Linked DNA regions of Homo sapiens: all the other regions are linked to region 1. The links are chromatin contacts, found by Hi-C in ENCODE. All regions are on one chromosome and are shown on one strand. Each heading gives the region's core, a stretch centred on a gene start or an enhancer-like site at or near the end of the contact. The rest is flanking DNA. Distances are from core to core; before and after follow the strand shown.

Evidence for each region. Hi-C counts contacts between places; a loop is a spot of excess contacts on that map. Pooled maps may share reads with other maps.
Region 2: a map of B cell shows a loop between it and region 1 (20-fold over the local background). The contact joins the promoter of CEP55 here to the promoter of R3HCC1L in region 1. A Hi-C loop is called at or near these places in 2 of 168 maps with a recorded cell type or tissue (B cell and CD4-positive, alpha-beta T cell), 1 of 37 single-sample maps with no recorded cell type and 6 of 50 pooled maps.
Region 3: a map of naive thymus-derived CD4-positive, alpha-beta T cell shows a loop between it and region 1 (9-fold over the local background). The contact joins the promoter of FRA10AC1 here to the promoter of R3HCC1L in region 1. A Hi-C loop is called at or near these places in 1 of 168 maps with a recorded cell type or tissue (naive thymus-derived CD4-positive, alpha-beta T cell), 1 of 37 single-sample maps with no recorded cell type and 12 of 50 pooled maps.

The regions. Positions count from the first base shown.
Region 1 is chr10:98,132,606-98,136,344 of GRCh38, reverse strand. It overlaps R3HCC1L (R3H domain and coiled-coil containing 1 like), which reads right to left and starts at 1,688. Exons shown (of 10, transcript NM_001351015.2): 1 at 1,639-1,688. RefSeq lists enhancers at 990-1,129, 472-1,261.
Region 2 is chr10:93,494,705-93,498,443 of GRCh38, reverse strand. It overlaps CEP55 (centrosomal protein 55), which reads right to left and starts at 1,832. Exons shown (of 9, transcript NM_018131.5): 1 at 1,521-1,832. RefSeq lists a silencer at 1,504-2,013.
Region 3 is chr10:93,700,689-93,704,427 of GRCh38, reverse strand. It overlaps FRA10AC1 (FRA10A associated CGG repeat 1), which reads left to right and starts at 1,836. Exons shown (of 14, transcript NM_145246.5): 1 at 1,836-2,053. RefSeq lists an enhancer at 1,548-1,847.

The sequences.
Region 1 (3,739 bases), core at 439-2,938:
ACACAGCACCAGGACTTGAACTCAAATTTGCTCGAATTTGTACACTAAGCTAATGCAACTTACTGTCATCCTCTCTTGTTTTTTGGACCATTTTCAAGTATTCTTCAATCAATAAATTCAGAATAAACACAGACTAAAAATACCTAACTACACTTTCTTACCCCTTTAAAAATTAATCGCAGAGGTCGGGCACAGTGGGCACAGTGTCAAACGCCTGTAATACCAACACTTTGGGAGGTCGAGGCGGGAGGATCATTTGAGCCCAGGAGTTAGACCAATCTGGGCGACATAGTGAAATCCTGATTCTACCCAAAAAAAAAAAAAAAACTGATTGCAGAATTAGCATTCTCTGTAAGGGGAAAAATAAGACAATAAGCAACTTGCTTAGTCTCAAAGCTTAATGTCAAAAAAAATTAAACAGATGGGATATTTGGCTATTTATATTCTGAATTTCAACTGTGACACAAGACACAAGACCTGCTGGGGACAGGTATTAGTTGTAGTACAACCATATCTGAGGAACGTTTACTGCTTTATGCTTGTACCTGTGTGATACTGAAGGAAGGTTATAACAGCAAGAGATAGTTGTGTGTGCTGAGGAAGAAGAGTCTAAATTCTGGTGGGCCTTAAAATCCAGATGAAGTTTTAAATTGACTCCACAGGTGGTAACGCCCTAAGGTCACCTCTTCACTAGGAACCTGGCATAAAAACATCTGTATGGTTCAGATTCGTTTCCAAAGACACTTTCCCCCTATTTATTAACTAATTTGATCTTCGTATAGACATGAACCTGGTTTTAAAACTCAACTGACCTAGACTGGAGACTGGGGGATGGCAAGGTTATACCCGAAACATACTTTAGAGTTCAAAGCTTTCGCAGGAATATCACTTCTGCTGAAGCCCACAACCCTGGAAGGCCGCAGGGCAAAGAACATTAACCCCACTTTTCAGACAACGAAACCGAGGCTGCGCTAAACAGACTACTGTACAAAAGATCACAGGTCCAGCCAAGTGGCGGACTGAGACTTCCCCCAGGATATCAGACTCCAAATCCTGTGCTCCTTCCCGTACACAACTGAGAGGGGGCTGCACTCACAAACTTTAAAGATCGGACTTGGGGTTTTTCGCAGGCCTGCCAAGAAAAAGCAGGAAGTACATGCTCCTTTATAGATTGCTCACTCCCAGCCCGTAGCCCGGGGCTCCCGGGCAGCGGAGGAGGCTCAAAGGCGAGGCTCGAAGCGAAGCCCGGAAACCGCCGGCAGCCCTGGGGGCCCACGGCCCCGCAGCCCCGAGGGGGTAACCAGGGACCCCGCTCAATACCTGTTGAAACCCAGAAAAAGCACGTCCTTTCCGCCAGGATCATTTGGGGCGAGCGCCCAAAGCGAGCACGAGCCCCAGTGAGTGCAAAAGAGCCCCGGGAGGGTCCCTCTCAACCGCGGGCCCGCAGGGGTCAGAAGGCGGGAGCTTCCCAGTAACCTCCGCCCCAGGCAGGGGGCGGCCCCTCGCGTCACATGAGGAAAAAAAATACCAGCAACAAACGACGGAATGGAAGTCTTGTCCCGGGCTGTGAAGGGAGAAGTGGGGATTAAAAATCCTAGCTTGAGGTACAGAGGGAGGGGATACGGGGCTGGTTGTTACCGGCGCGCTGTTGCTCTCCGCTTCCGCCGTCTCCGCGAAGCTCTATCTCTTCCGCTCGCGCCGCTGGGGCGCGCGTCAGGCCTCGGCTCCGCCCCCAACGCCGTGGGGCCTTCTGGGGGTTGTAGTTTCCGCGAGGCCCGGCCGCGCCCACTGAGTTCAGGTCACGTAGGGGAGAAGCTGGCAAAATGGCGAGTGCCGGAGAGCATTTCTGCTCCTGTCCCTTCAACCCTTCCTCATTCCTCTCGGCTATATACGTGCGCAAATCTCCTTACATTCCACTCAATTATACCATCTCACTTCCTCCGTTCACAGCCAAGTTTTTTGAAAAAGATAATCTACACTGTCTCTACTTGCTCATCTGTGTTCACTCCTCATCGCAGCTTCCGCCCCCATGGAAAATGCCTTGTTGTCATAAGTGTCCTTGTTGCCAAACTCATTGGAGGTATTTCCGGACTCATCTAACTCAAGCTTTAGTCATTTGACGCTATTGGGCATTATCACTTATTTTCTATGACACTATCCAGGTTTTCCTTCTCTGAATTCATTCTACTTTGTTTCCTCTAACTTACCTCTAAAATATTGGTGTTTTCCAGAGTTCTTAAAATTGGGGTGGGAGAGGGGACACTCCAGTCCCTTCTCACCTGAGCTCATTGTTTGTATTCCCAACTTCCTAGACAAGACCTCTCCTCATCCATGCCCACAGGCATCTCCAGTGTCCTTGAAAAGTGAACTACTGGGGCCAGGAACAGTGGCTCATGCCTGTAATCCCAGCACTTTGGGAGGCCAAGGCAGGTGGATCACCTGCGGTCAGGAGTTCGAGACCAGCCTGACCAACATGGTGAAACCCTGTCTCTACTAAAAGTACAGAAATTAGCTGTGCGTGGTGGTGGGCACCTGTAATCCCAGCTACCCAGGAGGCCGAGGCAGGAGAATTGCTTGAAGGAGAATCGCTTGAACCCGGGAGGCGGAGGTTGCAGTAAGCCAAAATTGCACCACTGCACTCCAGCCTGGGCAACACAGGGAGACTCCGTCCCCCAAAAAAAGAAAAGTAAACTACTACCCCTCCTCCCTACTCATTAATATTCACTCTTTAACCTGATTCCTCCTTTCTCACTTCCTCTTCCTCCAATATTCAAATGGTCACCAAATCTTGGAGATTCTATTGTAGCAGGACGAGCCGCAGACAAAACCTCTCAGACACCAAGTTGTAGAACGAAGGGCTTTATTCAGCTGGGAGCATCGGCAAGCTACTGTCCTAAAATCCAAGCTCCCCGAGTGCACAATTTCTGTCCCTTTTAAGGGCTCACCACACTAAAGATTTCACATGAAAGGGTCGTGATTGATTGAGCAATCTGGGGTGTATGTGACAGGGGCTTCATGCAGTGGTAGTCAGAGTGAAACAGAACAGAGTACAATGTTCTTCCATACAATGCCTGGAATCTATGCTAAGTCATGAGTTGATTTTTAACTACTAGGTTTAGGCCAGGCAGGCCCAGGCCTGGTTTCAGGTCTGGTTTTGGGTCTGGTGCCTGGTGCTGGGCTGCCTGCCTTTGGTTTCACTTCCTTGTTTTTTTTCTTAAAACAGGTACTGAGTATAAAACAATATAAAACAATATGAGAGGGTCTCTTTCTTCTCTCACTATCTCCCAAGTACTCCTTGAATCTGTTCCTTCTTCAGGACTCCTAACTCATGACTCAGCTGCTCCTGTGGCCCCACCCAGAGGTGGACTCAGAGCATGAGGACTGTTTTCCACACCCCTATGATTTCATTCCCAACCCATCAGCAGCACCCATTCCCTAGCCCCCTGCCCACCAAAATGTCCATAAAAACCCTAACCTCTGAACCTTCAGGGAGTTTGATTTAAGATAACTCTGTCATCAATTAAATTCTTTACTGCTCTGCCATGGTCTCAGTGAATTGGTTTTGTCTGTGCAGTGGGCAGGAAAAACTCACCAGGCAATCAGAATCCAGTATTGTGGTTGGGAGGTTCAGTGAAAGAAGATTTATAGGAAATCTTACTGTAGGGTAGGTGGACATGGGCATTTTTTAAAAAATTCCCGAGGAGGCCCACTGTGGTGGCTCATGCCTGTAATCCCAGCA
Region 2 (3,739 bases), core at 583-3,082, 4.6 Mb after region 1:
GTTCTTTCCTATGTGTTTCTGTTGATAACACACTGTTGACTTGATATCGTGGGTCGTAGGACAGAAAACTACTACCAAGTCATTGAGACACAAAATGATGGAAATATAGATCTGCAGAACGTGAAAGAACCCCCAAACATCTGCTTCCTAACCTTTGCACAGAAACTCTGGCAGTGAATGAATGACTACTAGTTTCTAGCCTCTGGCCCAGACGGTTTGGATCTCCCCCACCACCTAGTCCCACCAACCTCCTTTCCCTGTATTTTCTTTTTTCTGTTTCTGTTTCTTTCTTTTTTTTTTTGGCGGGGGCGGGGCGTTAGGGGCGGCAGAGTCTCGCTCTGTCGCCCAGGCTGGAGTGCAGTGGCACTATCTCAGATCACTGCAACCTCCGCCTCCCGGGTTCAAGGGATTCTCCTGCCTCAGCCTCCTGAGTAGCTGGGACTACAGGTGCGCGTCACCACGCCTGGCTAATTTTTTTTTATCTATTAGTAGAGATGAGGTTTCACCATATTGGTCAGGCTAGTCTCGAACTCCTGACCTCAAGTGATCTGCCCGCCTCGGCCTCCCAAAGTGCTGGGATTACAGGCGTGAACCACCGCGCCCGGCCACCTTTCCCTGTATTTCCTATTCCAGTCATCCACAGGGTTCCCCCAGTTCAAACCTTCCTCAGCATGCCTTCCCTCTGTGAACTCTTAACAAACGATATAGCTGCCCCACCCCCACCCCTACACAATCTAGTACCCAATTACACTTCCTGCTAACCTTTTATTTTTTCAATTGTTCAACTATTTTTTCAAGGACTGCACTTTGATTTTTGTTGTTGTTGTTGTTACCCACAGAGCCTAACAGCAAGCCCTCAGATATGATTGGTTGATTGGGGCCGGGCGCGGTGGCTCACGCCTGTAATCCCAGCACTCTGGAAGGCCGAGGCAGGTGGATCATCTGAGGTCAGGAGTTCGAGACCAGCCTGCCCAACATGGCGAAACCCTGTCTCTACTAAAAATACAAAAATTAACCGGGCGTGGTGGCGCACGCCTGTAGTCCCAGCTATTCAGGAGGCTGAGGAAGGAGAATCGCTTGAACCCAGGAGGCAGAGGTTGCAGTGAGCCAAGATCGTGCCATTGCACTCCAGCCTTGGTGACAGAGCGAGACTCCATCTCAAAAAAAAAGAAAAAAGAAAAGAAATGATTGGTTGATTAGCTGAAGTGACCTAAGTCATGCTGGACAGGTGACCAAACAAGCGCTTCCATCCAGTAAATGGTACAAGGCCTCAATTACAAGCCGCATCTTCTACAAGGCGACGCCAATCTTTAAAAATTCCCACATAAAATCTCACTTGAGGAGACAGACAGGAAAAGAGAAACTGCAAAAAAAGGCACAAGTTTTCTCACTTCTAAAATAAAGATGTTTGAGGAACACACAACGAAAGTGCCTGCCAATCGGAAAAAGCCGTCCTAACAAAAGACCTTGGGCAAGTCACTTGGCCTCTCTGCGCCTATCTGTAAGGAGATGATACCCACCGCCAAGTCCAAAGAAGCGATCGAAGAGACAACGGTCTTGAGGCGCCCAGCCGGGTGCCAGGCACGAAGTGAGCGCCAGGGAAAAGGACTGTTATCAGAGCGGGCAGAGATTGAATCCCGCGGACGCGATCTGCCCACTGACCTGCCCTCCCTGGCGGTCCGGACCGGCCCGGCCCCGGGGCTGCGGGTCCTGGCCGCCCCTCGCCACCCTCCGCGGTCGCCTCCCTTGGGCCAGCTAGCAGCTGAAGCGAAGCGCGGCGCTCGCGTCGGCCGAGTCACACCATCAGGTGTGGATGCCGCTTCCGGGAGTTTGAATCCCGCGGCTGCAGGGCGGGGCACGTCACTGCCGGCAGGGCGCGGCCCGCAAGAAGGAGGAGCAGCGCGCGCGCGGCGGGGACGCGGCTCCCCGATTGGCTGCCGCCTTTGAAGGGCGGAGAGTAAACCTGAGGGCGGGCCGAGAAGTGGCTGGGGCCGCGGGGCGGGACAGAGGGCGGGAACACTTCCTCCCGGGCCCGCCAGCTAATTCTGGGATCGGGGGTTCTCTGCGGGCTTAGACCTAAACAAGCTTGGTGTCTCGCAGTCAGGGGCTGGTTTTGTGTTTATACGCTTTTAGGAGAAAGCAAATTACTATTTTTAATGGGATAAAACCAGTGACGATGGACCGAGACGAACTAGTTCTGCGCTCTTGAGCATAGATTCTCCCTGTGTGAAGTGCGGCCCCTCCTGCCCTGGGACAACGGGATTTCACAAAGGAGCACAGCCCCCTTGTCATCCCCTCGGGTCTCACTCTGTCGCCCAGGCTGGAGTGGAGTGGTGCAATCATAGCTCACTGCAACCTCAGTCTCCCGGGTTCAAGCGATCGTCTTGCCTCAGCCTGCCGAGTAGCTGAGACTACAGGCGCACGCCACCACGCCCGGCTAATTTTTTATTAAAAAATTTTATACAGACAGCGGAGTGGGGGGGGGGGGGGGTGGTCTCACTTTGTTTCCCACTCTGATCACGAACTCCTGCCTTCAAGTGATCCTTCCACCTCGGCCTCCTAAAGTGCTGGGATTACTGCCAAAAATCAGCAGCACAGCAGGGAGTGTTAACGGGAGAGATGAGAGGCACGCCCAGGTTGAACGCTGAGATTATGAATGCTAGCGGACCGGCTTTCAGACCAGACTGCTACCCTCCAGCCTGATATCTATCTATTGATCGATTCTAGCTCTTGATTAGCCGCTTTGAGAACGTTACTGCTGAGAGAAGAAGCACATGAAATGTTTAGCAGGGCCTCCCTTTCTCTCCTAGACCCAGCATAAACTCGCTGGAGATTTAAAACAGTAGATACACAGTAGCAAAACATCCTAGGTACACAATATTGTACAAAGGTTATAAACTCTAGATTAGGACTTTCTAGATTTAATTCCTTACTGCCCTGACTAGATGTGTCTCCTTGGATAAATTTATTTAACCTATTTGAGCCTCGGTTTCCCGATGTGTAAAATGATGCAAATAATAATATTTACTTCACAGCTCGGTTATAAGGATTAAATGAGGAAATCCGGCCAGGTGGAATGGCTAATTCCTGTAATCCCACCACTACGTGAGGACGGGGAGCGAGGATTGCTTGAGGTCAGGAGTTGGAGACCAGCCTGGGCAACACAGAGAGATCCACTCTCACCCCACCCAATCCCTGTCTCTAATTTTAAAACTTTAAAATTTTTTTACATGAAAGAAATTCATGTAAAGTGCTTAACATTTAGTAAATGTTCAATTGATGTTAGCCATTGTTAAACAAAAGGCAACACTCAAATGTTACTGAATAGAATGGATGAGAAAACCATGTGGGGAATTTTAAAGAATCAGAGAAACAAAACCAAAACAGAATGCAAGATAACGTTTGGTACCTGCTTCCAAGGAGCTCCCATTTCTGAAGGGAAGGTAAACTAAAGTATCAAGTGGGATTAGGGTGGGAAAAATCAGGGCAAAAGATAAATCATCGTGTGAACATTATTCATTGCCCAGAGTTGAGGGGCAAAATTAATTTCCACAGAGATTTACAAAGATTCTTAAAGAGATATAGAGAAAAACATTTCCCTGTTCACCTTCAAGCCAAATGGGGAGCAAAAAATGGGGGAGAGGGAGGAGGGACCCTGGAGAGAGGTGGCACCTGGCGGACTGGCACCTGGGTAGCCAGCACCCAGGCCTGCTGTGCCAGACACTCCAATTCCACACCT
Region 3 (3,739 bases), core at 587-3,086, 4.4 Mb after region 1:
GTTGCTGTTACATACCTGTAACCCTGATGTCTAGGGCAGTGTCCTGCCCAGAGTAGGCACTGAATAAATGTTTGTGTTTTTTATTGTTGTTGAGCTATAATTGTTAACTTGAGATTTCCTAAGCAGGTGGGTTTTCTATCCTGTATTATTTCTAGTTCAGATCATGCAATCTATGCCTAATATATATTTTCTATTTACTCTTTTTCAGTAACTGCTGTCTCAAAGTAAAAAATGGAAATCTTTGCCTGAATGGACTGGTAGCAACAGATCTGAAATTCTTAGAAATGTTGGAACCAGAAGCTACTTCCCACACAATCCATGAAGTGGGGGAGAGAGAGACAGAGAGAGAGAGAGAAAAGAGAGAAAGAGAGAGAGAGAAACTGGGTCTTATAGAGAGACAGACACAAGTACTACCCAGTTCTCGACCCTCACCAGGTTTGTGGCTTTAGGTTCTGTGCCTCTCTTCCTTATGTGTAAAATGAGGCTAATAACACAGCAGCACAGGGTTGTTGGAAGAGTAAAATGAAGCAACAAACAAGAAGATGCTAGGGATGGTAGAAAAATGCTAATAAATGTCAAATATGGATAGAAAGGAAATTGGATATGAGGTATAGGTCTGTTTAGTTTTATTAACAATAAAATAATTATATATTTAATATATTTACCAAAAAAGAAACTGCTTGACAAAATAATTCCATATACTATAACGTCAAATTGTAAGGCTTCCTATTGCTTTCACTTTTTTTAGTAAAAGTTTTTATTGAAGTATAATCTGATTGCATTTTGGAATAAGTTAATTTACAATAATTTAATTTATCTTATAGCCTTTTAAGATCACATTCAGTGCAATGGATAAAGCAGAATGTATCTATAATTTATTGTCAGGGTTAGAGACTTGAACTGATAAGGATATCGTTATCTACTGTTTAGGGCAAAAGATGTAAAATGACTGTGCATTAAGTGCCAAGGTTTTCTCTAAAAAGGGCCCACTGTAAACGCCAGAAGCGTGCCAGTTCAATTCAACAAATATTTAATTAGCACTTGTGATTTCCAAGGCACCGTTTTGGGTACTGAGGAGGAAGCAAAAAATGAATAGCTGCTAATGCCAGCGAGAGACAAGACATGAACCAAACAACTAGAGTGGAAAGAGTGGGGCGTCGTGATGTAGAAAACGCAAAGCACAGGAAGAACCTAGTGGCGCTTAAAATAATCCAACTTTTCCTGCCTTTTTTCTTCTTCTTTTTAAGATTCTATTTTGGATCCCTTTTCGCATGTGCCAGGTCGCTTGTCGGCAGAGAATCCTCAACCCTGAGAAATCTCTCCTCCTATTCTTTCTTTCCTCACAAATTCGATGAGCTCTTCTGCCATCAGCACTGCTTTTGGAATGGTATCTATTGTGTGGGTGGCGAAACGATGGAGAGATATTTTTGTTCTAATTATGAGAACTGTTTTACTGGGGGAAGGAGGGAGAGGCTGATCTGAAGCGCTGATGAGCTGCTCTGAGAGGATCCTCCGAGGAGGCGTTACTAAGGTTACTAGAGAGAGGACGGCAGGTGATAGGCACGGTAAAACAAAATATATTTTCAAATGAGAGGCGTGGGCTAAGCAGCAAGCAGTGCCAGCGGTACTAGATGCCGGATTCCCTAGAGGGGAAAGGAAGGAGGCCCAGGGAAAAACTGGGAGCCGCGACTTGGCGAAAGCTGGAAGCCTCTTCGTCCCTTTCCGGGCCGTTTCTCCCGCTGCCCTTGTTTCCCGGAGCTGTTCTGGCTGTAGCACAAGGTCGGCGCACTCGGGGGACGGTGCCATTTAGATGTAACACGTGGCCGTGTCGGACCGGAAGTGGTGCCCAGTCGGGACCCGTAGGGAGAGGCGGGTTGCGGGCGGCGGCGGCGGCGGCGGCGGCGGTGGTGGTTGTGGCGAGGCTGTGCGGCAGGGCGCACGGGACCTGTGCTGCAGCGGCTCTCTCAGGCCGTGGGTCGTCGCTGCAGCTGCCGGGAAAGAAGGAAACGACGACTCCGGGGGCGAACTTGGCACACAGGGAGGAAGGGAAAGGGTGTGTGAGGAGGGCTGTGGGTATATTTGGCATCAGGGAGAAGGACCTCAAAACTTGTTTTTCATATAGTACTAGCTGATCGTCGGGTTTTTTTTTGTTTTGGTTTGGTTTTTTTTTTTTTGGATGACAGATTCTGGAGACACCTGGCATCTCCGTTTTTGAGTTTCTCCCCGCTCTTGTCAGTTGATTCGTAGGCCTGAAGTGAGTGAGAGCTTTTTAGTTCAACCAGTGAGTTAAGATAGGTATGGGTCGGATGGAGCGGCCAGCGAATAAAGAAATGGGAGAGTGGGAGCAAGAATAGGAAGTCGTGTCCTGGGGCGAGGGAAAAGATGATGATGATGATGTAACATTTACTGGGTTTCACTGTACAAGACACCGTTAAAACCCTTTAGATGAGGCAACTCTTTTAATCTCCATTCGTATGAGGTCAGCCATCTTACTAGCCTCTTTTTATAAATGAGGACACTGAGGCTTGGAGAGGTTAAGGAACAGGCCCAAAGAAAGACAAATGGAAAGTGCAGAGCCAAGCAGTGAAATCTAGTAGGCTGATCCTAGAATATATCTCTAAACACACTACAGCTGTCCCCCATCAAGATGTAAAGAACGTGAGGACATAGGACAAAGAGTGAGAGGACAATATGGCTTGAACAGATGTGGTAAGACAGCTGGAGTTGACCTAAAAAAGGGTGTAAAATCCAGGTGTGTAAGGCAATAACAGATGTAAGGGAGGGTAGAGTTGGAACTCGGGCTTTCAAACCTTCATCTCCAACCTTAACTAGCATCTTCCTATCTAGGATTTTAGTGGGGCAGAGAAGAGAGGTATATACCCACACACCTATGTTTGAAAATGGAATTACAGACTTTAAAGGTTATTTAAAGATTTAAACAACTTAAAGATTATTTCATGTAGCTATCTTATTTAATAGATGAAGTCCAGGGAGATGAAATGACTTATTCAAGGTAGCCAGGACTAGAAACATGTCGTTTACCCTAGATCCAATGCAATGAAGTTTAGAGAGTTCTTTCCTCTTTTTCCAGCTGCACTTGCTGTCGTTATATTAGTTTTAACAATTTGATATATCATTTAACCTGGACTGTTCCTTCCAGCCATGTAAATTAGTTATGTATGACATCAAATAGTCCATCCTTCCTTCTTAGTGTGTGTTCCAAATTCAGTGCAAAGCTGGAACTAGGAGCTTCTTCCAATACAATTGAGTGGCAACTGAGGTCTTCCAGCATTTCTAAGAATTTCAGTTCTAAAATGAAGTCCCAGCATTTTGGGATGCTGAGGTGGACGGATTGCTCAAGCCCAGGAGTTTGAGACCGGCGTGGGCAACATGGCGAAACCCCTTATCTACAAAAAAAAAATTTTTTTAAGTTTGCCAGGTGTGATTATGCACTCCTGTAGTCTCAGCTACTTGGAGAGGCTGAGGTGGGAGGATTGATTGAGCCCAGGAGGTTGAGGATGTGAGCCATCAAGGCGCCACAGCACTCCAGCCTGAGCAATAGAGCGAGACTCTCCAAAAATAACTGGATAAATAAAATGAAACAAGAGAAAGCTGACTAATCCAAAGGGCAAGGTGGTTTACCTTAAAGAAACTCAAAAGAAAATGGAAATCTCTACATATATTGAAAAAGATTACAGGAAAATTTTCATCAATTGATGATGTACTGTTCACAAATACT